Linked DNA regions of Homo sapiens: all the other regions are linked to region 1. Evidence: chromatin loops called from intact Hi-C (ENCODE). Cell type or tissue: mammary epithelial cell. All regions are shown on one strand. Each heading gives the region's core, and the rest is flanking DNA. Links, peaks and the distances in the headings are about the cores only. Region 1 has its middle 33 kb from the start of ERVFRD-1. Region 2 overlaps TMEM170B (transmembrane protein 170B). Region 3 holds the start of LOC105374928 (a long non-coding RNA gene).

Region 1 (10,476 bases), core at 1,941-6,940:
CTTATCTTAAGGTCTGTTATGTCTGGTGGCTCTTAAAAGGAGGAGGGAACTTCCTGAAAATGGAAGAGGAATGTTCTGGGGGAGCTTCGAGAATGCTCTTTCCTCATCCTGGCCTCCCACCCCCTGGGCATCTCTACAAGTGCATTAGTTTATCTTGTGTAAGTAATTCAGCTGGATTGTAAGAATGATGCTGTTTACAAAGAACTTTGTGGGGGTTAGAGGAGGAAGGAGGGAAGGACAGCAAAAGCTTCACTAAGAATCTTGAAGAAAGGAGTTGGAGTTTTCCAAGTAGAGGATGAGGATTCTAGATAAAAGAATGTGCACAGGCAGTGTCATGGGAAGGTGCCTTGCTTGGAGAACTATAGATAGTTGGTCATTCCTGAAATAGAGAATGCACGTGTCCGGGGGTGGGGGTGGGGGTCCACTGTTTTGACAATAGAGATGTACAGTCTAGGTCACAAAAAGACTTTGTGTGCAGTGGCAAAGGCTTTGAAGTTCATGTCATATGGGACAGAGACTACTAAACTATTTTAAACAGAGAGCACTGATTTGCTTATTTAACATATGTTGAGTAGTCGACTAATCTTCCAGGCATCTGCACTAGTTGCTCGTGCTAACTGCAAGGAGGAGGACTGGTTGGAGGCACGATGGAAACAGGATGTCTCTTAACTGGTCCAAGCAAGAAAACAAAACTAATGGCAGACTGGAAAGGAGCAATGACCATGGGAAATTTGAGGATATGAAAAATCAATAGGACTTGAGATTAGATTGTGAAGGAGAAGGAGAAATGAAGGATGATTTCAACATTTAGCAGTTGATAACATGGGGGGATGCATACAGCAAGAGAAGTAGGTTTGGGATTGGGCATAGGGAGGTGGAAGATAGGAGTCCAGTTTTGGGCATACCATATTTGAATTTCAGGTGCTTATATGATATTACGTAGACAGAAATAACCAGTTGTACAAATAGTATGAGGGACATGGATTGAAAACACAGACTCAGTGTTATCACTATGTGTATGCATTTGAAGCTGTATGCAAAAATAGGATTCCCCAGGGTAGGGGGGTGGAATAAGAAGAGACCCAAGGTGACACTGCTGTGGTTTGAATGTTTTTGTTCCCTCCAAAAATTCATGTGTTGGAAACTTTATGCAATAGGGTTGGGAGGTGGGGCCTAATGGGAGGTGTTCAGGTCATGAGGGCCCTGATCTCATGAATGGATTAATGTCACTATAAAAAAGGCTTTCAGGCATGGGATCCCTTTTTTTTATTTTTTGAGATGGAGTCTCACTCTGTCTCCCAGGCTGGAGAGCAGTGGCACGATCTTGGCTCACTGCAACCTCTGCCTCCCGGGTTCAAGCGATTCTCCTGCCTCGGCCTCCCGAGTAACTGGGATTACAGGTGCCCTCCACCATGCCCCGCTAATTTTTGTATTTTTAGTAGAGACAGGGTTTCACCACATTGGCCAGGCTGGTCTCGAACTCCTGACCTCAGGTGATCCGCAGGTGTGGGCTCTCTTTTCTTCCATATGAGGACACAGTGTTCTTCCTCTGCGGAGGATATAGCAAGGAGATGCCATCTTGGAACCAGAGACCGAACCTGCCAGCACCTTGATCTTGGACTTCTCAGCCTCCAGAATTGTGAGAAATAAATTTCTGTCCTTTATAAATCACCCAGTCTCAGGTATTCTGTTATAGCAGCACAAAAAGAACTAAGGCTGTTAACAGTGTGGATATTTGTCCCCGCTAAACCTCATGTTGACATTTGATTCCCAGTGTTGGTGGTGGGGCCTAGCAGGAAGTGTTTGGATCATAGGGGAAGATCCCTCACGAAAGGCTTGGTGCCATTCTCTCAGTAGCGAGTGAGTTCTTGCTGTATTAGTTCCCAAGAGAGCTAGTTGTTAAATAAAGCCTGGCAGTTCCTCCCCAACCCCTGCTTCCTCTTCTCCATGCAATCCTGCACATGCAGGCTCCCCTTCACCTTCTGCCATGAATGGAAGCAGCCTGAGTTCCTCACCAGATGTCCAGTCTTCCAGCCAGTCAAGTCAAGAGCCAAATAAACCTTTTTTTAAAAAGAAAGAAAAAAAAAAAAAGAGGCTGGGGGCAGTGGCTCACGCCTGTAATCCCAGCACTTTGGGAGGCCAAGGTGGGCAGATCACGAGGTCAAGAGATGGAGACCATCCTGGCCAACGTGGTGAAACCCTGTCTCCACTAAAAATACAAAAATCAGCTGGGCGTGGTGGTGCACACCTGTAGTCCCAGCTACTTGGGAGGCTGAGGCAGGAGAATCACTTGAACCTGGGAGGTGGAGGTTGCAGTGAGCCGAGATTGCGCCACTGCTCTCCAGCCTGGCGACAGAGCGAGACTCCGTCTCAAAAAAAAAAAAAAACAAGAAAGAAAGAAATTACCCAGTCTCAGGCATTCCTTTATAGCAATACAAAACAGACTGAGACTCAGGCCTCTAAAGAACATTGGTATTTCTCAAAGAGGTTGGTAAAAATTTCTTAAAGAGACTGGTGAAAGAAGTTCATTAAGGACTCTGAGAAGGACTGGTAAGAGAACTGGAATATACATGAAGGATAGTAAGGTGCTAGAAGCAAAATAAAGAAAAAACTTGAAGAGCAAGTGTTCAACTGACATATATTGTAGAGTGATGTTGCTTGGATCCGACTTTCGAAGAAATTGTGCCAACAGGAGGCTATTGCAGTAGTTTATGCAAAAGATGACATGAGTCTGCAAGGCTGGTGGTAGTGGGGACAAATTGAAGAGATACTGATGGGAGTCAATTTGACAGGTTTTGATAATTGGTTAGATACAGGAAGTGAAAGACAAGGATTAGTCAATGGTGAATCACTGCTGGACACTGGGGTGGAATGTATTTGAGGGGACAGTTTGGGCATAATCCCAGGTGCGCGTAAGACCAGTGGAAATGGCCAATCCAGATCTTAGGATCTCAGTCAGAAGAACTGAGATCCCATCCAAATGCTATAACTTGACAGTTGGAAATTTATTTAACCTCCCTGTTTCCTGGTCTGCTAAATGGGAATGATAATATCTATCTCATAGGATTAATTTTTAAAATACCCATCAAGCATATTAATATATAGTAAGAAATCAGTAACTTCACTGTCCCCCTCCCTTCTCCTTATTCATCTTTTTAAGTGTAGAAACCTTCTTCTTCTTCTTCTTCCTCTTCCTCTTCCTCCTCCTCCTCCTCTTCTTCTTCTTCATCTTCTCCCTCTCCTTCTTTCTTCTTCTTCTTCTTCTTTTTTTTTTTTTTTTGAGACAGTCTCGCTCTTTTGTTCAGGCTGGAGTACGGTGGCATAATCTCAGCTGACTGCAACCTCCGCCTCCCGGGTTCAAGCAATTCTCCTGCCTCAGCCTCCCAAATAGCTGGGACTACAGGCTGCACCACCACGCCCAGCTAATATTTGTATTTTTAGTAGAGATGGGGTTTTACCATGTTGGCCAGGCTGGTCTTGAAATCCTGACCTCAGGTGATCCACCCACCTTGGCCTCCCGAAGTGCCGGGATTACAGGCAGGAGCCACTGTGCCTGGCTCCATATTTCTATCTCTTGAGCCAACTGCCTTCTCAGTCAGTTAAACACTGGTTAAACTCAGCATCTGCAAGGTCAAGCTTATGACTTTCTCCAAACCTGGTGTTCCTCCAGTGTCCCTATCCAGTGGCTTAAGTCGTCAGCCTGGGTATCATTCTTGATACTCTCTGATGTCCTATATCCAGCACATCATCAGGTCTTGTTGATTTTTCTTCTGAAGTAGCTCTTGAAACCATATACTTTCTTCCATTTTCTTATTACTGTCTGTAGGCCAGGTAATGTAGTGGTCATAAAATTAGACATAAATTGTGGTCTGTGAAATTAGACTTCTGTATGCCTCTTTTTTCATCTGTAAAATGGGTATTAATAGTAGTACCTATCTCATAGGGCTTTTGTAAGGCTTAAATGAGTCAATACACAAAGCATCTAGAAGTGTGCCCAGCATATATCGGTTATTCCCTACCATGATAATGCTCACTTGGGCCACTGCAGTAGTGGCTGTTTCAAATCACTACAGCCCATCTTTAGTATTTTCTCTTATCGTTACCGAGAATGAGCTTTTCACAACTCAAATTTGTCTTCTTGCTTAGAACATGTGAATAGGTTCCCATTGCTCCTAGAAAAAAGGTAGAAAAGCTTCGACATGCCGGTGACATGCTGCACGGCTTCATTTGCTGCCTCGTCATCCTCTTACTCTACATGCTCATGGCCACATGAGTCATCGTTCAGTTGCGCAAACATGCTGTCCTCACTCAGACATCCCCACCCTACTCACTGGATCCTTCCACTGGCCGTGCCCCTCACTCACAAACTTGCCTTCTCTCTCCTTATCTTCCAGTCCTTCTTTCAATTTCAGCACACAAATCACTTTCTCAGGGAAGTGTTCTTTGAACACAGCCCCCTTTCCAGACAAAGAGTTTGTCTGGAAAGACAAACTGTCACAGAGAAGTCTTCCTTTCCCTCAGTGGCCTGATCCCAGACAAGAATTGAACATTTGTTGGTGGATTTTTTTAAATTAAGTGCCACCATTCCCACTATGTTGAATTAATTAAACAATATTTCAATATAAAGTAGAACTTATATCAAAATAACATTTTAGCCTGCAATCTTTTTATTGGAATCTGAGAGTGTAAAATATAAAAGATGCCTTATTCCTGCCTAATGAGAATCTCCTGAAAGTGGCGATTTTCTTTAATCAGCAAACACAAAAGTGTATGTTAATGAGATACATATTTTTCAAGCCCCCTAATTCTGCATCTTCTGTGTCCATTTCACTCCTTCATCTCTTCTGCAAAGGTCAAAGGATCCTGTCCAGTGCTGCTGGAACAGCAGCTTGTGACCACGAGGTGGCGACAGTTTTCAAGAGTTGGCAGGTGAGGACGCCTTCTATTCCGGTCTGGTCAGGGGTGTGCTCCTTTAGAAGGGTGTCACTGGATGGAAATTTGTTTGGTAATTATGTGGCACCCTGTTTTGTGTCATAGGCATTTTACCTAGCCTTCTTTACCTAAAGCGGCTGGGGCGAGCATAGAAGCTGTTGATCAAACTGGAGCACTTGAGAGTGAATGGGAGGAGAGTGGACTATACATCATTGGGCCAGGACAACAGATACAAACCAGGATTGTTCTGGCCACACAGGGGCATCTTTTTTCTCCCTCTAAAGCCAAGTCAGGGGACAATATTTACAGTCTCTCTGACACCTACTGATGAAGGCTTGAAGTTGGAGAGAAAAGGAGCGCTCCCAAATAGCATTTGAATTTTATCTCCCTGTGTAGAACTCCAGAAAGCAAATCATTTCAGAAAATGAGTGAGGAGAGGATGATTGATTCAAAGGCTCACATATTTATTTGTTGGAGTCAGAGAAACCCTACCTTTGGTGAGATGTTTTGAAAATAATAAAGTTTATTTTTTTTTTTTAATTTTGTTTTGAGACGGAGTCTTGTTCTGTGCCCAGGCTGGAGTACAGTGGTGTGATCCTGGCTCACTGCAACCTCCACCTCCCAGGTTCAAGTGATTCTCCTGCCCCAGCCTCCAGAGTAGCTGGGACTATAGGCATGAGCCACCACTCCTGGCTAATTTTTGTATTTTTAGTAGAGATGAGGTTTCACCATATTGGCCAGGCTGGTCTCGAACTCCTGACCTCAGGTGATCTGCCTGCCTCGGCCTTGCAAAGTGCTGGGATTACAGGCGTGAGCCACTGTGCCCGGCCTAAAATAGTAAAGCTTTGTGTTGAAGTACCTCTCATTTGCAAACTCCTTTCGCGTATACTGCCTTCATTGAACTTCACAGCTCTGTGAGGGGTAAGGAAGGAAGGAAAAGTCTTATCCTTACTTCACGGGTAAAGAAATTGAAGTGCAATTTCTTGGCCATGGATGTGATAAGTGCAAACCCTGGGCTTCTGCCTTGTTGCTTAGAGAAGGGGAGATACTTAAAGCATTCAAATCACTGTATGTCATTCAGCACAAAGGAAAATGAACGCATATTCAAATGCAAACACAAGATGAAACCCTAATTTATATGAGCATACCTGGCTGGATAAACTAATGAGAGAGTATTGGTGTAGCACTGGCTTTCCCTCACTCCATACGGACTCAACAGGTTTGGGCTCACTGGGGTTCTAAATCTGGATTGTCCAGCAAGGAGGACTTGCACAGGGTTTGGAGGAAAGGTGCATTTAACAAGAGCAAGTGGCCTGTGAGCAATGTGGTTGGATTCCCAGGGGTTAATAGTAGAAACCTGCACCCCGTGTCCACATAGTCTGGAAGGTGGTAGGTCTCTAATGAGGGTGGCTTGCGGATACTCGGTATCTGAATGCTAAGCTCTGGCTTTGGAAACTGTAGCCATGTTTTCTGTGGCCACCTTGGACCCAGGGAGTGATGCTTTGAGCAGTAAGGTGGACCCCATAGGGCCGGATGACGAGCATCTCAGTGACAGCGCTGACAACCTGAAGAGCGCAGGCTGTTGCTAAGTTTTCTGGATTGTGGAGGACCCTTCAGGCTCTTAGGGAGAGGGAGATATGTTGCCAGTAATGACTTACATTGAATGTCTCACTAACCCTGGTAAGTAGACTCAGAGTCACATTTAATTTGATTGAGAAACAAAACAAACCCAAATACATAACAAATCTTGCACTGAGTGTTGTCAGGTTAACTCATACTCATTAGTGATTACATGTAAAAACAAGTCCTCTGCTCCTGTCCAGACCAAAAAATGAAACACAGAAAGAAGCCCAGGGCCCCGGCCTGTTTTCTAGGCTGGTTCCTTCCTAGCCCACACCATCCATCCATCAGTCCTGCCCCATGCTGCTGCAAATGCCAGTCACCTTGCCTGGTGACCTCTCACCTTTAACTCAAGGGCCACCTCTTCCATGCAGCCTTCCCTGGTCCCCTGTATCCTGTGGCTTTCCATTGGCACCTCCAGGAGATCTCTCACTTGTCCCTCCTTCTAGGCAAGTGTTCTCAGCATGCAGAATCACCTGGGTGCTTGCTAAGTGCAGATTCTTGGCCCTTTCTTATTGAAATCCACTGAATGAGAATCTCGGGAGGTCTGGACTAAGAAGCTGTATTTTTAATATGTGTCCCTGCAGGTGATTACTATCCTCTCTGTACCCCTTGTGCTGGCTTGAATAGTGTCCTTCCAAAATTCACATCTACCTGGAACCTGTGACTGTGACCTTATTTGGAAATGGGGTCTTTGCAGATGTAATCACATTAAGAAGAGGTTATACTGGATTAGGGTGGGCCCTAATCCAATGACTAGTGTCCTTATAAGAACAGGGAAATTCAGAGCCCCAGAGTGGCAACACCATGTAAGGACAGAGACATTGACAAACCGTGGAAGGCCACAGACTGCCCACGCATTGATTTCAGACTTCTGGCCTCCAGACAGTGAGAGCATAAGATTCTGTTTTTTGTTTTGTTTTTTTGCGATGGAGTTTCACTCTTGTTGCCTAGGCTGGAGTGCAATGGCGCGATCTCAGCTCACTGCAACCTCCGCCTCCCAGGTTCAAGCGATTCTCCTGCCTCAGCCTCCTAAGTAGCTGGGATTACAGGCATGTGCCACCATGTCCGGCTAATTTTTTTGTATTTTTAGTAGAGACGGGGTTTCTCCATGTTGGTCAGGCTGGTCTTGAACTCCTGACCTCAGGCGATCTGCCTGCCTCAGCCTCCCAAAGTGCTGGGATTACAGGTGTGAGCCACTGCGCCTGGCCAAGATTCTGTTGTTCTAAGCTGCCAAGTGTGTGGTACTTCGCTACTGCAGTCCTAGGTAACAAATACTACCCTGCACCTCTCTCTTCCTATCTTCTTTTGTCTTAAGTTATCCTTATTTCACCTTCTCCTCTACAGGAAGTTAGATTTCTTATTTAAATTATTTTCATGTTGTAGTGGACCTATGTCAATTTTTTGGGGTGGTTCAGTGGACGATCGCTTGAGGAAACGCGTGTGTCTACCCACCTCATGTGTCTTGGGAGGCCAAGCCCATCTCTCTCAGTAAAGGAAAATTAGGCTGAGGTGGGTGGATCACAAGGTCAGGTGTTCAAGACCAGCCTGACCAACATGGTGAAACCCCATCTCTACTAAAAATACAAAAAAAAAAAAAAAAAAAAAAAAGCCGGGCATTGTGGCATGCGCCTGTAATCCCAGCTACTTGGAATTGCTTGAACCCGGGAGGCGGAAGCTGCAGTGAGCCAAGAGTGTGCCACTGCACTCCAGCCTGGGCGACAGAGTGAGACTTTGTCTCAAAAAAAAAAAAAAAGACATAAAATTCCAGACCTTGGTTTCCTTCCCTGCACTGCAGCGATGGTGCAAGCACATCACCTTGTCCCTACAGCCATATGTTCCCACCCGTGCTTGAGGGGGTAGCAGCTCATAGCCCCAGGAGGCTGCCTGACAGAGACATTGCTCCGGATCTGCAGTGGCAGTTGCAGTGGCTTGAGTTGCCCACCCCGAGGGGTTCTAGGGTGGCGTGTGTGCTGATGTGGTGTGGGCCATGCAGGAGGTGAGGGCTGTCGTGTCATCACCAGGCCAGCTCCGCACCCTGACCGTGGTATTGGTCCTACTAGTGCTTCCTTTGACTATATTCCTACTGATCCTGTGAGATATCCAATATTCTCTCTCTCTTTTTTTTTGAGACAGGGTCTCACTCTGTTGCCCAGTGCTGGAGAGCAGTGGTGTGATCTCTGCTCGCTGCAACCTCTGCCTCCCAGGCTTGACTGATCCTCCCAAACAGCCTCCTGAGTAGGTGGGACTATAAGCATGCACAACCATGCCCAGCTAGTTTTTATATTTTTAGTAGAGAGGGGGTTTCACCATGTTGCCCAGGCTGGGCTCAAGTGATCCGCCAGCCTCAGCCTCCCAAAGTGCTGGTATTACAGGCATGAACCACCATGCCTGGCCCAATATTCTTTCTAATAAACCTCTTTCCTGCTTAAATCAGCCCCAGTGAGTTTCTGTTGCCTGCATCTAAAAAGCCTGATTGTCACTGGTAGGCCTTTCTTTCTTTCTCTCTTTTCTTTCTTTCCTTTTTTCTTTTACTTTTTTTCCCTTTCTCGTTCTTTTTTCTCCCTTCCTTTCTTCCTTCCTTCTTTCTCTTTTCTTTCTTTCTTTCAACAAAGTTGCTCATTCAACAAAATCTGAAGACAGACAATAATGTTCGCTCCTCAACACCAGGACCTCAGGAGGTAGTAAACGTTTCATCCTATCCACCTTTCTTGTGATTGGGGTTGAATACTTTTGTTCACCTTAATTTTAACTAAGTAATTACTATTAGTCATTAATTAGTCATCATTATCATTTTTGTTGCATATTTAAGAGTTGAAGCTTCTTGAGCTATACCGACATGTTTCCCGGTTTCTTTGCTCTCCATTGTTTTTGTTTTGTTTTGAGACAGAGTTTCGCTCTTGTTGCCCAAGCTAGAGTGCAATGCGCAATCTCGGCTCACTGCAACCTCTGCCTCCCGGGTTCAAGTAATTCTCTTGCCTCAGCCTCACAAGTATCTGGGATTACAGGCACCCACCACCACGCCCAGGTAATTTTTTGTATTTAATAGAGATGGGGTTTCACCATGTTGGTCAGGCTGGTCACTATGTTGCCCAGAGTGACCTCAAGCAATCCTGGCCTCAAGCAATCCATCCGCCTCAGCCTCCCAAAGTGCTGGGCTTACAGGCGTGAGCCACCGCGCCCAGCAGATTCTTTATAGAGTCAAATATTCTATTGGTATTTATTAAACAGCTCCTGGATTTGTAGTCTTGATTAAGAAAATCTCTGCCACCCTTACAGTGAATTCATACTTGTTTAGATTTTCTTGTAGGATTTTAATCTCACTTTCATATTTAAGTATCTAATCTATTTTGGGTTTATTTTTATATGATGTAAGATAGTGACCTGGGTTTATATTCTTTCACATCCACATATGGCAGATGCCTGGAATGTTTATTTTAGACAGGGGATGATTTTCCCCTTATCCTAGTCCCTGCACAGATGGCCACCTTTCTTCTGTTTCCTGGGCCAGTGTGAAGACATTTCTAGTCCACCTTTCATAAACAAGGCTCAGGGATTCATGCCAGGGCTTGGTACATTTTCTTTGCCTTCTGCAGTCTGGAGGTCACATCTGTTCATGTGAGCTTATACGCCAGGTCCTAGGGCCTTTATCAGGGCCCAACCATAGTGAGCCACGAGGCACCAGGGATGCGTCTACTTCTCACTGCTCTGGGTTTGATTTCTATCTTTCTTCTGGCTCCTGGTTACCTCCCATTCTTTCTTTGTTCAGCTGGATTATGAATACTGCAGTGAAAATATTGCCATTATATCCAACTCCTCTATGGTTTGCAGTAGGAGGGAAGACCTGTCTGCATTACTTTAGTCTGTGGTATTTCCGGAAGAGTTCCCTAATATTGGATATATATTTTGAACATTGGAAAGCAA
Region 2 (10,476 bases), core at 2,248-7,247, 430 kb after region 1:
GGGTTAAGGCAGAAGAGTAAAATACAGAGCATAATAGAAGAAATACTAAATCTCAATAATAAAGATAGAGAATTATAAAAATAAAATAGTTTTATGAACAGCTATACCTAAATATAAAATGTCAAAATTTGACATAAGGGGAAATAGAACATATGAATAGGAAAATAATTATTTTTGCCAATTGCAATATTAAAAACCCTTCTTCCAAAAAACTCCAGGCCCAAAGGGGTTTACAGGAGAATTCTACCAAACTTTCAAGAACAACTAGTTCATATTTGATCCAAGTTACTGCAGAAAATAGAAAGAATAAAAGCTGTGCACAGCTTGTTTGCAGAGGTCAGTGTAATCTTGTTGCTAAACAAGATGAGGGCTACACCAGAACCTTAGGAATTGCTATTCTTGGAATGCAAAGATAATTCAGTATCAGAAATGAGTGCAGCTGTATTTCAAGAAAACATTATTGATGGACACTAAAATCAGAATTTCATATAATTTTCATGTATCATGAAATGTTAATCTCTGGATTTTAAAAAATCACTTTAAAAATGTGAAAACTATTCTTAGCCTGCATGCTGTACAAAATAGGTGGGTGGGCCAGATTTGTGGATTGTAGTTTGCCAACCTCGATCTAACTATGCAAACTGATAGAATCAACACATTATCAAAACTAATTCTTGCCTTAACCTTGTTCTATTTTTTTTTCTGTTTTTCCACCCATAGCTCTTTGTGCCTCTTCACCCTTAACCTTTATCATATGCTTGCTTTTTTTTTTTTTTCTTTTTCCATTTTAGAGATAGAGTCTGGCTCTGCTGCCCAGGCTGGAATGCAGTGACACACTCATACCTTACTGTACCCTTGAACTTCTGAGCTCCAGTGATCCTCCCAACTCAGCCTCCTGAGTCGCTAGGACCACAGGCTATCATTTGCTTTCTGTCAGGAAATACACAGGGCAGATCACATCACTTTTCATTGGAATGCTCATCTGCAGGCACTTGATGTTGTGTATCAGTGTTTTCTGTCTGCTGATGACTCTCCTGTTCCCCTTCGTTCTTGTAGTTTTGTATATTTTACTCACCTTCAGATCATCTTGGCAGTATTGCTTTCTCCACTTCATTTGGGATCTTTCCTTATTTCTAATTGATCATGTTTGCCACTGTTGACAGTGGCAGATCCGCATGCGTTATTTATTTCAAGAACCCTATCCCACTTCTCTGCATGCCTGCATATATTAGCCTCATAAATCACCAAGAAAATAAAGATCTTAATGTACTCTTTCAACTAGCTGTTGTTCAGCAAGACACCCTAAGGAGAGTGAAAACTAAAGAACAAACTGGGGTAAGATATTTGTTAAAATAATATATAACTTCATATAATTGTAAAAAGATTAATATCTAGACTATATATTTTTTAAAAACCCTGTGACTCAAGTTATAAAAAGACAACCCGGTAGAAAAGTGAATAAAGGACTTAAGCATTTCATAGAAGTAGAAACCCTAATGGCTAATAATATGTGAAGAGAAACTCAATCACATTAATTGCCAAGGATTTGTAAATTAATCAGATAGATAATATCTCTTACCCACTAGATTGGCAAAAAAAATTAAAAAACAAAAAAGGATGTCACCTGCCTCTGAGGATATGGAGTAACTGAAATACACATTGGTACAGCTAATTTAGAAAAATAATTTGGCACTATCTAGTCAAGTTGAAAAGGCCCATACCATAGGGCTGAGCAGTTCTGGTTTTACCCGTGGGTCATGGAGAAACTCTTGACTGCATGTGTGTGCTAGGGGTCGTAGACAAGAACATTCACAGGAGCAGTGTTTGGGATTGTAAAGGACTGAAAACAAAGACATGTTGTTGGCCATAGAATGGATAAATAAATTGTGGTATATTCATACTTGGAATTCTGTATGGCAGTGAAAATGAATAAGTTATAGCTGCATACAAGGAATATAGTTATTTCCTACTATATTCCATAATATATTTATGCCCTGCTATTTTAAATCAAGAGTTTATTTAACTTTTTCATTGTATACCAATATTTTTATTTGATAAATAGGATTGAAAGATATCCTGGCATTTAAAATGAAATATCTTTCATATCCTGACATTTAAGATGAAAGTTTCTTGGAATTTTAGGGGTGTTTTAGGCAAGTTAGGTATAGAAGTTAAGTTAGAGTTTAAAAATTTTATTACGTGAGTAATATATGATTATATTCATTATGTAAAACTCAAAACATTATAGATAGAGCAAAGCCCCTTTTGACCAACACTCTCAAACTAGTGCTCTTCTCAGAAGTAAGCCCTATTTTCAGTTTGGTATGTATCCGCCAGATATTTGTTGATGCATTACATTCATTCATACATATTTACATACATACCGCATACATACACACATACATATGTATGTATGTACTAGTAGAGAATATGTATTGTTTTATGTTTTATTTTCTTTGTTACCTAAATGATATATCTAAGTTATTTTTATTTCAGTTCATACAAATCTATATTTTCCTTTTGAAATTGTATGGGTTCATGGTATGGACTTCATATAGTTTATCTCCAACTGATGGTGGACATTTGTTTTGTTTTTGTTTGATTACAGAAATGCTGTATTGATTGTGTGTGTTTATGCATGTATATATGTGTGTTTATATTCTAAATATTAATCATCAGTTTGTTTTGCATATAGCAAATATTTTTCCAGTCTGTTCATTGATGTGAAACCTTTATGGGTTTTACCCTTTTTTTGTGGTCTTAAGATCTCTTTTCCTAGGATCATAAACATAATTCTCTTACATTTTAAAGTTTAGATGTGTACTTTTGTTTTTAACATTTAGTTATTTAATCCATCTGAAATTTATTTTGGGGAATGGTGTGAAGCAGGGACCTAAATTTATTTTTTTGAAATGGCTACCAGTCATTCCAACACCATTTATTGAATGGTGAATCACTGATTGGAATTATCTTTATCCTTTACTACTATGACGACTACTAGCCAAAATTTGTTGAGTACATACTAGGATCGTCCACTGTTTTAAGCACTTGACAAGTGTCATCTCTTAATCTTCGTGCCCACCTATTTTACAGTGGAGGAAGCAAGGCATGGGAGGCTGTGATTGTCCAGTGTAACACAGTTGCTAAGTAGTGGAGCTTGGATTTTAATCCAGGAGCCTGGCTCTACAACCCATGCTCCTCACCTTATGTAAGCATGCAACGTTTGAATTGACACAGTTGTTTGCCATTTCGCAGGCAGCCTGAGCTAGTAATTGCTTCGATTTTCCCCTTGCTGTGGATCATGATTGAAAACTTAGTATCAGAGGGATGGAGGCTAAAATGTGGTTTTTAAAATGGAAGATAGTCATATAAATCTAGGATGAATCCAAAGAGAAAGAGTATTACTCTAGTTTATTTTAACATAATTTCTGATAACAAAGGTGTAGGATACTTAATATTTTTAAAGAATGTCATCTAATCCTAAAATTTGGATATGTGACCAATTATACAAGTGATTTCATTGTTTGGTTAAGTAAATGTTGGTGCTACTAGGAGTTTTGAGATGCTTATTAGCTACTTTATCATTCTCTGAATTCTTCGTTCTCATTTTCACTTAGTATAAATATGAAGTGATAGAATGATTTTGGGATTTATAGCCAGACTAACCTGGATTGAAAAATCCCGGCTCTTGTACTTGCTGTATTTCCTGGGGCTAGTAACTGAACCTCTCTGAACCTCTGTTTTTTTCATCTTTAAATTAGGTGATAATACTGAGGGGGTGGTATGATATTTAAATATGATAATATTTGTAAAGTTCCTGCAAAATACATAGTATATGGTAAGTACACTATTTTAATTTCCTTTTATTTTAAAACATGTATATGAAAGTCCTTGGCTTAGGTTAGTAATTTGCTTTTCCTGTTTACATCTCTTACAGAGCAATACAATAACTTTTATTTGGAAGATTTTGAGTGAAGTACAAATAATTAATCTTTAGCTAATTTTTTTCTAAGTTGACAAGTAAAAATTATATTCTAATTTTCATGAGTAGGTTTCCGTCTTAATTGTAATTGTCAATTCAGTATTTTCAGATAACTTCTCGTCTTTGTCTTATGTTCTTTTATCTAACCATTTTAGGATATATAGACAGTTTTTCTAGAAAAAGAGTTTTCAGGCCATCTCCATCTGTGGGATGGCATATTATAATTTAAATGTTTCCTCCTTTATGGTTCCTAAATGTACTTTTAAAGTTAGCCGCTTAGATACCACATCATTATGGATGGTCTGTGAAGATCAGATGTTGAATCAGATGAGCACTGAGGTTCCTCATACACTGAGATTCTCCCGTTCTCAGAAGTGTACATTACCTAAGGAACCTCACTAGAATAGATGTCAGGTTCATTTTCCATTCTTATTAGACGTCAAGATACTAGTCTCCAAATAACTTAGAGTCGGATGGTTTATTTAAAAAGCAAGAACTATTTTGTATGGTAGATTGTGAGATGGATTAGTCAGGTATTATATTTTACATGATATTTAAGAATTCATATTATTCAGAAAAGATACCTTTAATATTAAAATATTTATTAATAATTTAGAAATTACATTAAATTATGTTATTTTTCTGCATTATCACTTGTAATTATCAGTATGTTATACTGTATGTTTACAAAAATGCTAAAGAGGTCTAGTTAATTGAATGCCCAGGTGAGAGGTTGCAATAATGAATTATTCATTGTTTATGAACATATTTGCTATCAAGTATGCAGCATATACCATAAATATATATCTTTTGGTTGAATAGAAAAGTCTGTTTTTCAAATAAGTGGCTAAGTGTATTATGGTAAGTTGTAACTTTCACCAATCACAGGGAAACTTTTTCATAGAAAGTGGATAAAATGAGAAAAAAATGATGACTTATGTTTTGATGAAATGAAAAGAGCTCTTAAGGTGCAGCATGCAGTGTGTTATAAAACGAGTGACTGTATCCCTTCATTTTTCTCCCGTTTCTCCTTAGGTGCAGCAGTAGCGGGCATTTACAGAGTAGCTGGGAAGAACATGGCCCCTTTGGAAGCGCTGGTATGGGGCGTTGGACAGACTGTACTGACATTAATCATCTCCTTTTCAAGGATCCTCGCTACACTTTGAGGTTTCTGTGGGAATGTCTTACTTCACATAAGGAAACAGATGTACAGATTCCCTGAAAACGGCATTGTTAACAAGTGGAAATGAAATTGTGCAAGAATGTGGACTGAGCAGGTCAAAGCATAAGGAAGACCTTGAGCTGTGTGGAAGGATTGCCCTCTGGTGTTCAAGTGATTGCACTACCGCACTGCACCTTATGTGCCTCTGTCTCAGGCAAGGTGCATTAAGACACTATGTAAAGTTACAAGAAAAAGCACCTTGTTTAGCTGCCTATCAGGTTAACATTGGTGTTGAAATCATCGTTCCTAACAGTGTTATGTTAAGTTACAGGGACGTTTTGAGGTATTGATATATGTGCCAAACTCTTTTCTTTTTGTTAACATTGATCATGTGACAATTTGCAAGTGTAGATGTAGCTGAGTGCTGTGAACATATTTGACATGAATTCAGGTAATGTACTAAGATTTTTGTTCGGTAACACTAAATCCCGTATGAGTGCTAAATACTGAATTGTTTAATATGAGAGAAATTATTTGGTTTTTAATGTTGCGCGTTTCTGGGATTTAGGGCTTCAATATGTTTAGGTATTATTGTTATTTAATTGATGTGGAAGATAAGTCTTCTTAACTGAAGACTAGCTCAACTGTTTTAAGAACTCAGAGTAGCTCTATAGGGTGCATACTTTTCACCAACTTAAGTAACACCCTTTTAATAGCTTCTCTCATGCATCCATATTCTGTTTATACAAATTCAGAAACTTGAAGGGTCATACACATTGATTGTAGTTTGTGCGTCATAAAAATGTAATTTGAAGATTTTCTTAAAAATTTTTGTAAGAAAAAAGTCTGAAATGCATGTTGCATTCTTTGACCCTTCTAAAGAAAGTTTTTGCCTTGTATCTCATGGACAAAACATCTTTATAACTAGTATCTCAGTGGGATTGTATTACGTGTTGCATATATCTTGATTTTTGACAAAACATAAACAGTCTTTCATTCTGGAGTATTAACTGTTTTTAGAGACTGGCCTAAATTAGGCTCTGGAAATAAAGACCTCATTTGTAGAAATAAGTAACAAGTAAGTTATATAGGAAGAGTAATGAACTATTTTACTTTGGACATGTGGCAACATCATAATTTTGCTAAGTAAAAATTGGGGAATATAGTAGATAATTTTAAAATTTGGCAATTAGTCTCAGCATATCAATGCAGTACTGAGCGTGTATTAGAGTAATTCAGTTGTTCAGTTCTTGATTTATGATATGAAGTTATGATTTAAGTTTAGTAGAAGAATCTGTGAGGGCATATAGCAAAAGTGGAAATGTCCTTTATATAAAACATTTTAAGAGGTTCTGGCAATACGTAATTGTAAGAGTATAGGAAGTAGGGTTGAACTGGTCTCCTAATGAGATTTTTTTTGGCACCAGATACAATTATAATGTGCTAACTCAAAGGAGACATTGCAGAGAATATGAAGTTAAGGATAATCCAAAAATAACCTGGTAGCCTTGCTGTTTAATCCAATTTGCTATAAAAGTAGGCCTTTGTTATATTACATTCAAATTTAAGAACTTTGTTACCCATACCACTTTTTCTCTATCCAGAAGCAGAGTATATCCACAACTTACCAATGAGAAGTTGGAGAGGCAGTACTTTTCTCAGTATGGAAGCCAATTTGGGAGATTTACTAACACTGGCTTGGAAATTTGTTTTAAAAAAATAATAAGCAACTATGCATGGATCTTTGAAGTAAATCTTAAAATTGATTATTTTTATTATGTACAGGCCTGAAATTGTTTTCATGTGTTCTTTATATTCCTGATGTTTTTACAAATTAAATTTAGGCATAACTTTTCCAAGTCAATCTGATTTTTTCTTTTCTGCCAGACTTGAATTGTGTTCTTCTTTTACTTTGGCTATTCTGTCAATAATTTAAAGCATTCGTATTCTTCCAGAGGAATTACCAATAGCATGTGGAAATTGTTTCAGATCTCCAGAATGAATACTTATTTTAACATATGTTTATTTTATGATTTAAGAAAGTTATGGTAAAGTAATATGGAGCATGATTCATAATCCAAAATTAACAAGAAAATAACTTGGATACATTAAATGTACTAATGTGTGGACCAAAGAGATTTAAACTATTGTTTTTACTCTAGAATGAAAGTATAATTGAACGGTTAATAATTAGTTTGTAGAGTGTCCTGCAGTTATTATCAAGTTGCTTTACATTATCAATTGTGTGTGTATGTGTATACTTTTAATTTTAGGGGTTATTTTTGGTTTCTTTGCTGTTTTCAGTTATTTCCATTGAGATTTTGTGCAACTGTCTCTCTTTTGATGTTTTGAGATGCAGTTGAATAGTTTGAGTTTGTGAATTGTCTTAATAGCTATTTATATGCTGAAATTTTTAAAAAGTTAGTAGCTTTCCTATAGACACAAGAAATGTTTAATGATATATATACACACACGTATATATCATTATATAGGTATATAGAGAGCTGCTATATATGAATACAGTCTACTTGGAAAGCTTTTTTTCAGTGAACACTTTCATGTTCTAGTGGAAAATTTGTTCAGTGTAATGATCTTTTAAATAGGTTTGAGGATGTTTGAAAATTTTGAATTTTGGGAAAATTTTCTTCACTTAATAGAGCTGGAGACCCTTGTTTGGGACATGACAAAAGTCCTTATTGATGTATTTGGGTTATATACTTTGTTAAAATTCGTATGTGATTTAGCAGTACATTTTCTTCGTGACAAATGCAAGAAGGGAGGGAGGATCCTCTATAGTGGACACTCCTTTATTTAAAAAATGTTTAATAAAATATTGTTTATAGTGAAATCAGCTCCCCAAAGAAGGAACTCCTACATGCCCAAACTAATTACAGTTGAACATACTGATTAAAAATGCCATAGATCACAGCTAGTCAGGAGGCCTCAAATAAACTGCAAATAATGCTTAAAACTTTAAAAGAAGGAGAACCAGCAGTCTTCCGAACCATGGGACAGTTCCAAGGTAATAGCCTACCTTGCCTAGGATAAGTGAAGTCCTAAATGATGGCTATCTTCAGGGCCTGGAGCAGAATTATTCTTTAGATCTTAATGTTTACCAAACAGTGTTACAGTTTGTTACCCAATATACTTTCTTAGTATTTGCAGCATACATTTCACTGCTCAAAAAAGTATAAGGGTTTTGTTTGTACTTTAAATGAGAGAAATAAAGAAATGAGTTGGCCTGTATATCTTGTATTTGTGATATGAGCAACGGGATAATTTGAAATCACAGAATGTTGTGGGAAAGGTCTTTAAAGAACCTCTAATGAAGAAAATGTGGCTGCCACATTGATGTACCTAGGCTGCCACTCATACAGCAAATAATTCTATTTTGTAAACACTTCGTGTGGATCCACTATGTAAAGTGCTCTACCAAGTATTTTCTCTAGTAAGAAGTACAAGAATTACCAAGATGGAATTCTTTACCTTGAGTACACCAAGAGCTAGCAAGATGATTTTTAAATCCTAAAAAGTTTGGGACAACATTTTGCTTCCTGATTTTAGTTGAGAGTTAGCCTGTTATCCCTCCAAATTCTCATTTTCCTGGTTCATCCACTAAATAGAATTTCCATAACTGAGATATCATGGCTGTGACATAGTGAAGAGAATACGAGACTCCAAGCCAGCAACACAGATTGAATTAAGACTCTGTCACTTGTCAACTTTTTGACCTTGAGCAAATCACTTAACTTCTCTGAGCCTCAGTTCATACTCCGTAAAATGTGACTAATACCTCATGTAGTTATTGTGAGGATTACGTGAGATTGTTTATGAATGGCAAAGCAGTATGTATTTCACAGTAAATGATCAACTGATAGTCTCTAGAATTTTTTTAAATTACATTTTGCAATTGCATTACCAATTGAATATGTTGTTTTGTAAAATTCATCAATTTTGTTTCATTTCTATATTTTCCTTACATATGCTTTAGGAAAGAAACTAAAAACGTTTTCTTATAATCTTGCTTCATCTCCTTTTCACTTTTTCTTTTTAAAATCAGCAGATCTTTAAGAACCTTTTGTGAATTGGTGGTGGTGGAAATGGCCAGTGCAAGCAGGATTAAATTAGGAGTTCTGTTGACCACTGGTTAAAATAGGAAAAGGGTAGAGAGGTAGTCAGCCTTGACTCCCTTATCTATTCCCACTTACTTCCCTTGGATTCATTCAGCCATGTTGATTTATTGACTTTCTGCTATTTGCTAATTATTCTTCTTGAAAAGTAAGAGCGATATATAACCCTTCAGTCTTCTATATGTCTGTTTCTTCTGCCGGCCCTGGGCCCTTGGCTCTACAGTGTAGTGCCAATTCTGTAGAAAAATAGAACGATATTCAGTGTCTACCAAGTTCTTTCTTCCACAGGCCAAGGGTGCTTAAGCCCTAGCTGTTATTTTGTTTCTTTTATTTATTTATTTTTTGAGACGGAGTTTCGCTCTTGTTGCCCAGGCTGCAGTGCAATGGCATGATCTCAGCTCACCGCAACCTCTGCCTCCCAGGTTCAAGCGATTCTCCTTCCTCAGCCTCCCGAGTAGCTGGGATTACAGGCGTGCACCACCATGCCTGGCCAGTTTTGTATTTTTAGTAGAGACAGATTTCTCTATGTTGGTCAGGCTGGTCTCAAACTCCCGACCTCAAGGGATCCACCCACCTTGGCCTCCCAAAGTGCTGGGATTACAGGTGTAAGCTGCCGTGCCCAGCCTATTTTTTTTTAACTTCAAATACTATTATTTTAAATTTATGTTCATTATGTAATTCAGGGAGTAACGATGCCTGGAGCAATTTCTGAAATATTCTCAAACCACTTCACTCTTGACACTACAGATTTTTCTCTCAGTCTCAATCAGAATCTCTGCAGTCATTATTTGTTTTTAAGATGTGAGGGACGAGGAAAATTACTGAAGAAATTCTAGCAGATTTCGATTGCAGAGAAATTTGGTAACACTTTTTGGGTAACTGGGTAAATTACTATTTCTTTTAATAATCGGGTGAAACTCTGAATTGTTAAAACGGACCAATAATCAAATGGTTTTATAATCTTTCTTAACTTCCCGTCCTTGTTATAACATCTTGGAAGAAGACTCTTCAGGATAAAAAGGATATTATTTGATTAAAAATTATAGCATTTGGAGAGGTAACACACAAAAACAAAAACATATTTGACAAAGCGCCCTACATCCTGTGTTTTGTTAGGACTAGAAACTATACTGGATGAGTATGTATACTGCATGTTTACACATGCTGTGTTTCTTTATATGTGAGGCTTCACTGACCACCGT
Region 3 (10,476 bases), core at 2,929-7,928, 270 kb after region 1:
GCCTGGGCAACGTGGTGAAACCCTGTCTCTACTAAAATACAAAAAAAATTAGCCGGGCATGGTGGTGGGCACCTGTAGTCCCAGCTACTCGGGAGGCTGAGGCAAGACAATTGCTTGAAACTGGGAGGTGGAAGTTGCAGTGAGCCGAGATTGAGCCACTGCACTTCAGCCTGGGCAACAGAGCAAGACTCTGGTCTCCAAAAAAAAAAGAATATGAGATATAAAATCCACATCATATTGCCTGAAAGAAAATCGCAACACACATTAATTAGATTCTTGGCAAAAGACTGAAAAAAATGTCCCAGAACTGTTGAAGCAAGTTATTTTTAGACAACTTTACTCTAAAATATGTTGGTTCCTCTGAATGAGTTCACAGCGTATACTGCATACCCCTTTGGTCTGATCCTCTTGAACAAAAACACCTCCATTTTTCCTTTTTATTACATAATAAAATAAAATGAGCAGTCTCCCAGCGCCATCCCAGAAGTACTCCTCCACTGAATGCTCTTTTTTTGTTGGCTTCTATCTACACATTTGCCTTCCTGTGAACCCTTTGCCCTACTTTTGTAACCTAAAGACATTAATAGAAACTTAAGTTCTTTCCACCATTCATTTTGTTTTTTGGTTGTCCCCATTTTTAACTCATGAGGTCACTCTGTGTTTCATCAGATTTCCTACACTGCAGCCTTCTGCTATTTTTCTACTAGAACAGCCGAGGACTAACACTTTATATGGCATTGCAAGGGAAGAAGGATTAAGCCATTGGTAGTTGCAGAGATCTGACTTGGTGATAAGAGATCTGCCAGTGATTAGAGACCCCACCTAGTTGGTCTTAAAATGGAATTAGTCCAGATGGTGCCAATGGGAATTAAGGGACTGCATGGTCCCAGAGCAAACACAATACCTGTCTTTTGGATGCTCTTAATCTCAGGGGCAAAGGAGGGAAATGGGGCTTTCAGAGGCTGAGCCACACATTCCCCCGTGATTATAGTGGTAAATACTTGTGATTTAAAGTGACTGTTTATCAGATACTAGAAATGTCTTTTAAATCCTTAAAGGAGTATAAAGGTCTGTTTGAGAGTCACGTGTTATGGAAATTAACAGGAGTTTTAAAGTCATTTATACATATTTCTGAGACTGCATCTACAAAGGTTTTCAATAATCTTCATTAAATATATATCTTTGGGACGAAACACAAGATTCATCTAGAAAACATGACTTGCGGATAAATATGTTTTCTTTGTGTACCTTTTTTGCTTACAGAACCTCTTCTATGTATAGCTGGACAAATTTCAGGCGCTATATGCAAATAGGCATACCAAGAGTGCTTACTTCTTTGTTTCCAGTTTCCTAGAATTTGGCATCAGAGTTAAAGTAGATTCTTGGTAAATGTACTGTTTTTAGGTACTAGGAAAATCAGAGGCTGTCTGTACTCACAAGGTTTTTCCCCTTAAATTTGTCCTTATCAACTTGTCTGATGACAGGAGGGGCATGGTGGCTCATGCCTGTAATCCCAGCATTTTGGGAGGCTGAAAAGGGAGGATTACTTGAGTCCAGGAGTTTGAGAACAGCCTGGGCATCATAGCAAGACTCTATTCTACCAAAAAATAATTTTTAAAAATTGTCTGATAACAGATCAATGTCCAGTCTTCAGCTTTAAGCTCAAATCTTTGGTGAAATGCACATAATCTGACTGAAATATTTTTTTGTATTGTTATTCATTATACTTTAATGTAAATGAACATTCTCAGAGACTTTGACAAGGAGTGGAGAGGAAAGCTCAGGGGACTGAGTTGCTGTGGGTGATAATGAGGAAAGCATCTCTGAGAGTGAAAATGAATACATCCTGACAGCTTAGTTCAACAGTTATTCATGGGGTGGCCTTGCTCTCGTTCATGAAACTAGTGCATTTCCTTCAAAGGGGAGGAGCTTCCAAACTTTAACATGCTATGTGTGCAAATAGGAATGGAATATATAGTGTCATGGAATCTAAGTCCAGCTGCCATTTTTGGAGGCTCCCTCTTGTGGGCATGCACCCATCTATGTCAATGTGGGCAAATCAAACTTGCCGCCATTAAGAAGTCTTAGACGCGTGCATATAATGCACGTTCTTCATGGTCAACTTTCTTACTGCTGGATGACAGAATTGACTTTTGAGGCTGAATGATGCCAAAATTTCTTGTCACATTACAGAGTTTGCATGTAGTTTTCCTTTCTTTCGATATCTTTGGTTTTGGTGTCAGGTAATACTGGTCTTATAGAAGAAAGCCTCTCATCTTTTATTTTTTGGAAAAGTTTACGAAGGGTTGGCATTCTTCTTTAAATGTTTGGTAGAATTCACCAGTGAAGCCACTTGCACCTGGGCTTTTCATTGTGAAAAGTTTTTGTTGTTGTTGTTAATTTTTATTACTATATGTGTAAGGAAAAAGAAAGATTAGTGGTTGCCTAGTGACCTCTAGGTAGTGACTAATTGCCTAGTGATTTCTAGGAGAAGCTCAGGGTTTCTTTTTGGGGTGATGAACATATTCTATAATTAGATTGTGGTAAGGTTGTGTAATTATGTGAATATACTAAAAATCACTGAATTGTTCACTTTAAATGAGCGAACTAGTATGTGAATTATATTTTTGTGAAGTCATTTAAAAAACAGGTATTGATTCTTTTCATCCTCTCTACTGCTTCTCTTGTTTCTATATTATTAATTTCTGCTTTCTTAAAACTTCTTTAGATTGCTCTTTCTTAAACTTAATTATATTTACTTTATTAATTAATTTAATTAAAATTACATGTTTACCTTTAAGAAGCACTTACAGCTAACATTTTTATAGGTAGTACTTTTATTCTGTTGTAAATATTTTTTAATTCTGTCATAAATGTCTATGTCCCTAAAATCATAGGCTTAAAATACGTAGGTATTTGAATATTTTGCAACATTTACTGTGATTTCCCTTTTTGTCCTCATGAGTTACCTAAGAAGACATGTCAAAAGTTTTCCAGATATGTTTGTGTTTCCTATCTCTTAGTGAATTTCAATTTTTGTTACCATGTGTACTTATCTTTACTCTTACTAATGCATTATGTCTGAAATTCTATTTTGTCTAATACTGATATTGTTACACAAAATTTCTTTGCTTATGTTAAAATAAAAACTTTAGACTAATTAAATTTGGCAGACTTTATTTGAGCAAAGAAAGATTCATGAATCAGGAAGCATTCAAGCCAGAAGGGGTTCAGAGAGCTCTGCCTAGCAATGCAAGCAGCAAGCTTTTACAGGCTGAACACAGAAGCAAAGTAGAGAAATCACCTGATTGGTTACAGGTAAACTTCAACTTTATTTGAACCTGGTGTGATGTGGCACTTTCCTGTTTGGGCATGGCATAATGAGTTGGCTGCCTGTGATTGGCTGAAACTCAGCTATTTGTTGAACTCCTAAATTAAGTTTCAGTTTGTTTACGCACTAAGTTAGGTTGCAGTTTGTTATGTAGGAATTCAAAGAATCAACACAGCCTCAGGCTAATGGCCTTCTACTTATTTAACAATTATTAATTGCAAGTTTTCACTTTTCCCATTACTTTCAATCTTTCTGTCTGATTGTGCTGGAGATTTTTAGTGTTTCTTATAGACATCAACTAGCTAGCTTACAAAGCTCTATCTGTTAGTTTCTGTCATTTATCAGATGCATTTAATTCATTTTCACTGTCATAATCACTGATATATTTGCATTTATTTCTACTACCCTATTTTCCTTTTACTATCCATTTTTATTGGATTTAAAAAATGTATTTCCATGCCTTCTTTTGGATAAAGCTGTTTTTTAATAATATCCTTCATGAATATTACCCCCCACTGTTGGCTTGGAAGCATTTCTATCATTTTAAGGTATTTCAATTACCATCTCTAATCTTCAACTATAATATTTTTCCTAACATCTAAATTTATTGAGAAAATTCCTGAATGTTACAAAACCCCTGGGTATATTTAACTACCTATTAAATAACTACCTCCTAGAGATTTTAAAGATTTCCCAAAATTGCTAAACTAGCTTTTAAAATTGTCAACATTAAATTAATAAACCGACAATTTGTTAATATTGTGTTTACCACTCTTTCTTGTATCCTATGTGCCTTCCCTCTGGGTCGACTTTTCTTTTTGCTTAAATATATCCTTTAATATTTGTGCTCATGAGCATCAATTAATGGTAAACTCTCTAGGCTCTTTAAGAGTCTAAAGGTCTAAAGTTGCCTTTGTCTTTTTTTTTTTTTTTTTTTTTTGAGATGGAGTCTCACTCTGTTGCCCAGGCTGGAGTGCACTGCTGTGGTCTCGGTTCACTGCAACCTCTGCCTCCCAAGTTCAAGCGATGCTCCTGCCTCAGCCTCCTGCGTAGATGGGACTACAGGCACGTGCCACCACCCCCAGCTCATTTTTTGTATTTTTAGTAGACACAGGTTTCCTCCGTATTAGCCAGTACGGTCTCAATCTCCCAACCTTATGATCCACCCCACCTCAGCATCCCAAACTGATGGGATTACAGGTGTGAGCCACCCCACCTGGCCTATTTCTTCTCATTTTTTAAATCATAGTTGGGGAATAAAACTTTAGTCTGAGTTAATTTTACTGAACATTTTGAGCATGATTCTTTCCTGAAATCCTCTGGTGACTGAAATCAGTGGGTTCTTGGTCTCCCTAACTTAAAGGGTAAAGCCGCAAACCCTTGCAGTGAGTGTTACAGTTCTTAAAGGTTGTGGGTCTGGAGTTTGTTCCTTCAGCTGTTCAGACAGGTTCAGGGTTTTTTCCTTCTGGTGGGTTCGTGGTCTTGCTGGCTTCAAGAGTTAAACTGCATACCTTCCTGATGAGTGTTATAGCTCTTAAGGTGATGTGTCTGGAGTTGTTCATTACCCTTTCACGGTCTTGCTGGCTTCAAGAGTGAAACTACAGACCTTTGCAGTGACTGTTACAGCTCACAAGAGCAGTGCAATGCTGACCCAAAGAATCAACAACATCAAGATTTATTTTAAAGAACCAAAAAACAAAGCTTACACAGAGTACAAGCACACCCAACCAAATTGCCACTGCCGGGCTGGAGCAGCCTGCTTTTATTCCCTTCTTTGGCCCCACCCACATCCTGCTGATTGGCCCATTTTACAGAGAGCTGATTGGTCTGTTTTGACAGGGTGCTGATTGGTGCATTTACAATCCCTGAGCTAGACACAGAGTGCTGATTGGTGCGTTTACAATCCTTTAGCTAAACACAAAAGTTCTCCAAGTCCCTACTAGATTAGCTAGACACAGAGCATTGATTGGTGCATTTACGAACATTGAGCTAGACACAGAGTGCTGATTGGTGCATTTACAATCCGTTAGGTAGACACAAAAGTTCTCCAAGTCTCCACCAGATTAGCTAGACACAGAGTGCTGATTGGTGCATATACAATCCTCCAGCTAGACATGAAAGTTTTTCAAGTCAGGACTTGACTCAAGAGCCCAACTGGCTTTGCCTAGGCTCCACCTAGTGGATCCCTTGGCCGGGTCACGGGCGCAGCTGCCTACCACTGCCGCACCGCACCTGCGCTTCTCAGCCCTTGGGCGGTCAGTGGGACCCGGCGCCACGGAGCAGGGGGCGGTGCCCGTTGCGGAGGCTCGGGCCGCGCGGGAGCCCACCATGGGGGGGGCTCGGGAATGGCGGGCTGCAGGCCCCGAGCCCTGCCCCTCTGGGAGGCGGCTGAAACCCGGTGAGAATTCGAGCGTGGCGCGGGTGGGCCAGCAGTGTTTGGGGACCCGGAGCACTCTCCACAGCTGCTGGTCCAGGTGCTAAGTCCCTCACTGCCCAGCACCTGCAGCGCCGACCGGCCGCTCTTGAGTGCGGGGCCTGCAGAGCCCACGCCCACCCGGAACTCGCGCTGGCCCGTGAGCGCCGTGCCGCAGCCCCGGTTCCCGCCCGCGCCTCTCCCTCCACACTTCGCCGCAAGCAGAGGGAGCCGGCTCCGGCCTCAGCTGGCCCAGAGAGGGGCTCCCTCAGTGCAGTGGCGAGCTGAAGGGCTCCTCAAGGGCGGCTGGAGTGGACGCTGAGGCCGAGGAGACGCCAAGAGCAAACGAGGGCTGCTAGTACATTGTCACCTCTCACTGGTAACTACAGTTGCTGTCAGTTTAACTGTAAGTCCTTTGTAAGTAACCTGTCTTTTTATGTCTAGTAGCTTTGAAGGGTTTCCCTCTCTATTTGTTTTCAATGATTTCTAGTTTCACTACATATATTATCTTGTACAATTACCATCTATACCTCTGGGTGCTTGGACTTTGCTCTGAAGACTCGTCTTCACCTCTGGAAAAGCATCAGCAAATACCTCTTCAAATATTGCCTTTCTACCTTTTTGGAAATTCTGTTAGCCGTGTGTAAGTCAGATCTTTCGTTTATCCTCCAAGTCCTTTATTTTGTTATTTTTTTCTCTTTGTCTCTGTGATGCGTTCCAGTGAAATCCTCAGTAGTATCTTGTAGTGCCCTTGTACTTTCTATACAATCTCTCTACCAAGATTTTTTCCAATAAATTTGTTTTTTTGTGTTTAAATTTTTTACATTTTTTAGATCTACCTGTTTTGCTTAATTTATTCTTATTTTTGTTTGCCAATTTTATATCTTATTTTCAGTGGATATTATTTAACTTCTCTTTTATTACCTTAAATGTGCCTATTTAAAAGCCTTTGTCAGACTATTCTTGTACTTTAGTCAAAGGCGGCTTCTTCTTGGTGATTTATATTGGCTTTGCATAGCATTTCTTTATCTTGGTACTATGGTTTCTAGGCTCATTTTAAGAAACAGTTAAGCCTTTTTGGTTTTTGTTTTTCTTCTCTCCTACTCTTTCCTCTCTAGTTTTGTGATAGCCTCCACCTAGCTTCCTGGGGCTCCTTAACCAAAACATGTCTTATGTTGCAGATTTGAACTTCATATAATTTAAGGATTATGACCTCAAAGATTATGATATCAAAGACTAAGGCTTATGGCCAATTTGGTCATAGAACCAGCAGTCAGTTTCAGATCCTGGAAATGAGGCTGTTTTATTTCCTACCAAGGAGGCAATATTCCCAGGAAACAATTAGCAGAAACTTCCCAAGACTTTTCTGTTTCCTTGTTTAAATTAGGGGGATTTCTATCCCAATCTCTGGCTTGATTCCTGTTGCCATTTTATGTAGAGTAATTTTAATTACCATTACTTCAGATGAGCCAAATTCCCAGATGTCTTTGCTTGCTTCCTGCCCCAGAAGTAGGCCCAGAGATTTGTGTATACACTACTGACTGCCTTGTTTTCCGGTCCAGGTGCCTGGTGTGGTTCATAGAAATTTTTGTCTTGCTTTAAACCTGCTTATATCATTTTACTTATTCGTATTTTCCTGTCATTGTTCTTGTTTGAAGCAGAGTTGGGTATATAAGGCATGTACTTACTAATATAATCTTGATGCCTCCTTAGATGAGTCTTCTGTAAATATAACATACAAATTCCTTTAAAATTCCTTGGGGCCAACTGAATTAAACACTTTCTTTGTTGAGATGTTAGCAAGATGGTGGAATAAGACTTTGCAATACTTGTCCCCAAATAGAAACTTCAATCTGAATAACTATCCACGCACAAAAATACCTTCACAAAAGCTAAGAAAACCAGGTGACAGATAACAGCACCTATTCTGTGTGTAGCACAGAAATAAGAAAAGACTCGTTGAAGAGAGTAGGAAGGACAGTTTTACATTACCTGCATCATCCATCCCCCAACACCAGGCAACACAGCATAGAGAGAAATACCCTCTGCTTGAAGAAAGGAGAGGGGAGTGAGCACTGGACTTTGTCTTGAACCCCAACACCAGGCCTACACCAGTAAAACCCAGTACTGGGCAGGTCCGACAGCCCCAGACTTTAAGCTGGTACCTGAGGATGGAGTCTCCATTCCTGCCTCAATACCAGCAAGATCCTGCAGCCTCAAGCTCCAGGCTGTTCGGTGAACTTGATCCTTGGCCCTGCTCTACCACCAGGCTTACTCTAACAGTCGCAGGCTCTAGATTGGTCCCAGTGTCAGTGGCCCCAGTGGCCCCAAGGTTTGGGTCTGCCCCAGAGCCAGGCCAGCCCTCATAGACTGAGTCTCCAGGCCTTCCCTAGAACCAGGACTCGCCAGTCCCATAGTCCCAGGTTTCAGGCCCACTCAACACCAGGCCAGCTTGAGGTTCCAGGTTAGCTCAGAGCCACGTTGGTCCACACAGCTCCAGGCTTCAAGCCCACCTCAACACCAGATTGACACGTCTGGCCCCAAGTGCCAGGCCAGCACCCATGGACACAGGTTCCAGGCTTGCCCAGTGTCAGGCTGGTCTCTGAAACTCCACCCTCTAGGCTGGCCTATGCAGCTCCATACTCCATCAGACACAGGGTCCAGACTCATTCAGTAAACCTCAGTGCTGGCTGGTTCCCACAACCTCAGACTCCAGACCAGATCCTGTGGCTCCAGGCACAGGCCAATAACTGCAATTCCAGGCTCTATACCTGCCCCAGCACATGGCCAGCCAGCTCCAGGCTCCAAGCTGGTCCCCTGGGTCTGCTCCAGCAAACCCAGGTTCCAGGATACACTACAGATCCAGGCTCCAAAACAGCTCCCATAGGCCCAGGATCCAGGTTTGTTCACATGGACTGAGGCTCCAGTCTTGCCCCAGCACTAGGCCAGACCCTGTGGACTCAGGTTCTAGTGGTCTCAGGCACCAGGCTCATCCCAGCACTTGGATGGCCCCTCCATACTCAGGCTCAAGGTCTACCCCAGTGCCAGGTCAGCCACAGGGGACCCAGGCTTCAAGTCAGGACCCCACAGATACAGGCTGCAGGCCCACCCTTGCAGATCCAGGCTACAAGTACATCCTCTCAGACTCAGTCAACAGGTATATTACATTGGCTACAGGCTCCAGACCTAACCTGGACCCAGGCATTAGGCCCACCTACCTGCTGATCCAGGTACCAGGCCAGCTTGCCCAAGGATTCCAAAAGCAAGCCTACCTGTGGACCATGACAGATGGCATTCCTAGAATCTCTGAGGGGACTGACTGGTGAAGGGATTTCCCAGACAAAGCCAGTCTGCAAAGAATAAGTAGGAGATAACCTACTTCTCCAAATGCACAGACACCAATGTACAACCACAAGGATCAAAAACAATCAGGGAAATGTCACCACCTAAAGAACTAAGTAAAGCACCAGTAACCAACCTTAAAGAAATGGAGATGTATGAAATGGGTGACAAAGAATTCCAAATAATGGTCTTAAGGAAGTTTAACAGACTTCAAGAAAACAGAACAAAAATCAGGAGAACAATAAATGACCAACATAAGAGATTAAAATCATTTAAAAAATATCAAACATAGATTCTTTAGTTGAAAAAAGAATGAAATTAAAAATGCAAAAAAAAAAGTCAACAGCAGAATTGATCAAGCAGAAGAAAGACTCAGAATTGATCAAGCAAAATCAAAGACAGATTACTTTAAAATACACAGAGGATAAAATGCAATGAAAAGGAATGAAGAAAGCTTATGAGATTTTTGGGACAGCATCAAAAGAGCAAATATTTAAGTTTTAGGAGTTCAAGAAGGAGAAAAGACAAAGGGGTAGAAAGTTTATTTAAAGCAAAGTTTATAGCAGAAAACTTTCCAAACCTGGAGAAAAAGGTAAATATCCAAGTATGGGAAGGTCAAAAGTTCTCTAATTCAATTCTACCTAAACAAGACTACAGCAAAACATAATAAAATTGTCAAAAATCAAAGACAGGATCCTGAAAGCAGCAAGAGAAAAAAAAAAAATCACATAGGGCATTTCAGTAAGGCTAGCAGCAAATTTCTTACTAGAAATCTTATAGGTCAGAAGAGGGTGGCATAATATATTCCAAGTGCTGAAGGAAAAAAAAAGCTGCCAATCAAGAATACTGTACCCTGCACAGCTAGCCTTCAGAAATGACAGAGATATAAAAACTTTCCCAGACAAACAAAAACTGAGGGAGTTTGTCACCACAAGAACTATCTTATAAGAAACGCTAAAAGGAGCTCTTCAAACTGAAAGAAAAGAACACTAGTGACAGAAAAACATTTTAATGTATAAAAGTCACTGGTAAAAAAAATACAGTAAAATTCAGAATACTCTAATACTGTAGTGCTGGTATGTAAATCACATATCTTTTGTATGAAGTTAAAAGACAAAACTATTAAAAATAATGGTTACAATAATTTAAGTAATATGCAATATAAAAAGACGTAAATTGTCACATCAAAAACATTAAATGGAGAAGGGTGGAGCAAAAGTGTGGTGCTATTGTTTGAAATCAAAATGAAGTTGTTATCAGCTTAAAATAGCCTATTAAAACTAAAAGATGTTATATGTGAGCCTCATGGTGACCACAAAGCAAAAACCTATAGTAGATACACAAAAGATAAAATGTAAGAAATCAAAAATACTACTAGAGAAAAATAATC

The links. Peaks named below come from ENCODE experiments on the same cell type or tissue, not always from the same donor. Only the 100,000 strongest peaks of a DNase experiment are listed, where the experiment ranks them.
Region 2: a loop joins it to region 1, with 16 times the contacts of the local background. A loop is called at or near these places in 59 of 110 quality-filtered maps.
Region 3: a loop joins it to region 1, with 11 times the contacts of the local background. A loop is called at or near these places in 2 of 110 quality-filtered maps.

What each region holds. Positions count from the first base shown.
Region 1 is chr6:11,139,642-11,150,117 of GRCh38, forward strand. No RefSeq gene overlaps it. Among named protein-coding and RNA genes, the nearest start is that of ERVFRD-1, 33 kb to the left of the region's middle. RefSeq lists an enhancer at 4,784-4,833. In mammary epithelial cell, for the core only: a CTCF peak has its summit at 4,902 (motif pointing right); DNase peaks (open chromatin) are centred at 4,270, 4,920 and 6,680; H3K27ac peaks cover 2,299 bases.
Region 2 is chr6:11,570,414-11,580,889 of GRCh38, forward strand. TMEM170B (transmembrane protein 170B) reads left to right here. Exons shown (of 3, transcript NM_001100829.3): 3 at 5,018-10,476. The coding sequence ends at 5,148. Among named protein-coding and RNA genes, the nearest start is that of TMEM170B, 38 kb to the left of the region's middle. In mammary epithelial cell, for the core only: a CTCF peak has its summit at 5,309 (motif pointing left); a DNase peak (open chromatin) is centred at 5,298.
Region 3 is chr6:11,411,430-11,421,905 of GRCh38, forward strand. It overlaps LOC105374928 (a long non-coding RNA gene), which reads left to right and starts at 5,934. Exons shown (of 5, transcript NR_187824.1): 1 at 5,934-6,150. It overlaps LOC105374929 (a long non-coding RNA gene), which reads left to right and starts at 6,190. Exons shown (of 3, transcript XR_926485.3): 1 at 6,190-6,387. In mammary epithelial cell, for the core only: no CTCF peak of the experiment used is centred there; DNase peaks (open chromatin) are centred at 3,372 and 4,872; H3K27ac peaks cover 2,160 bases.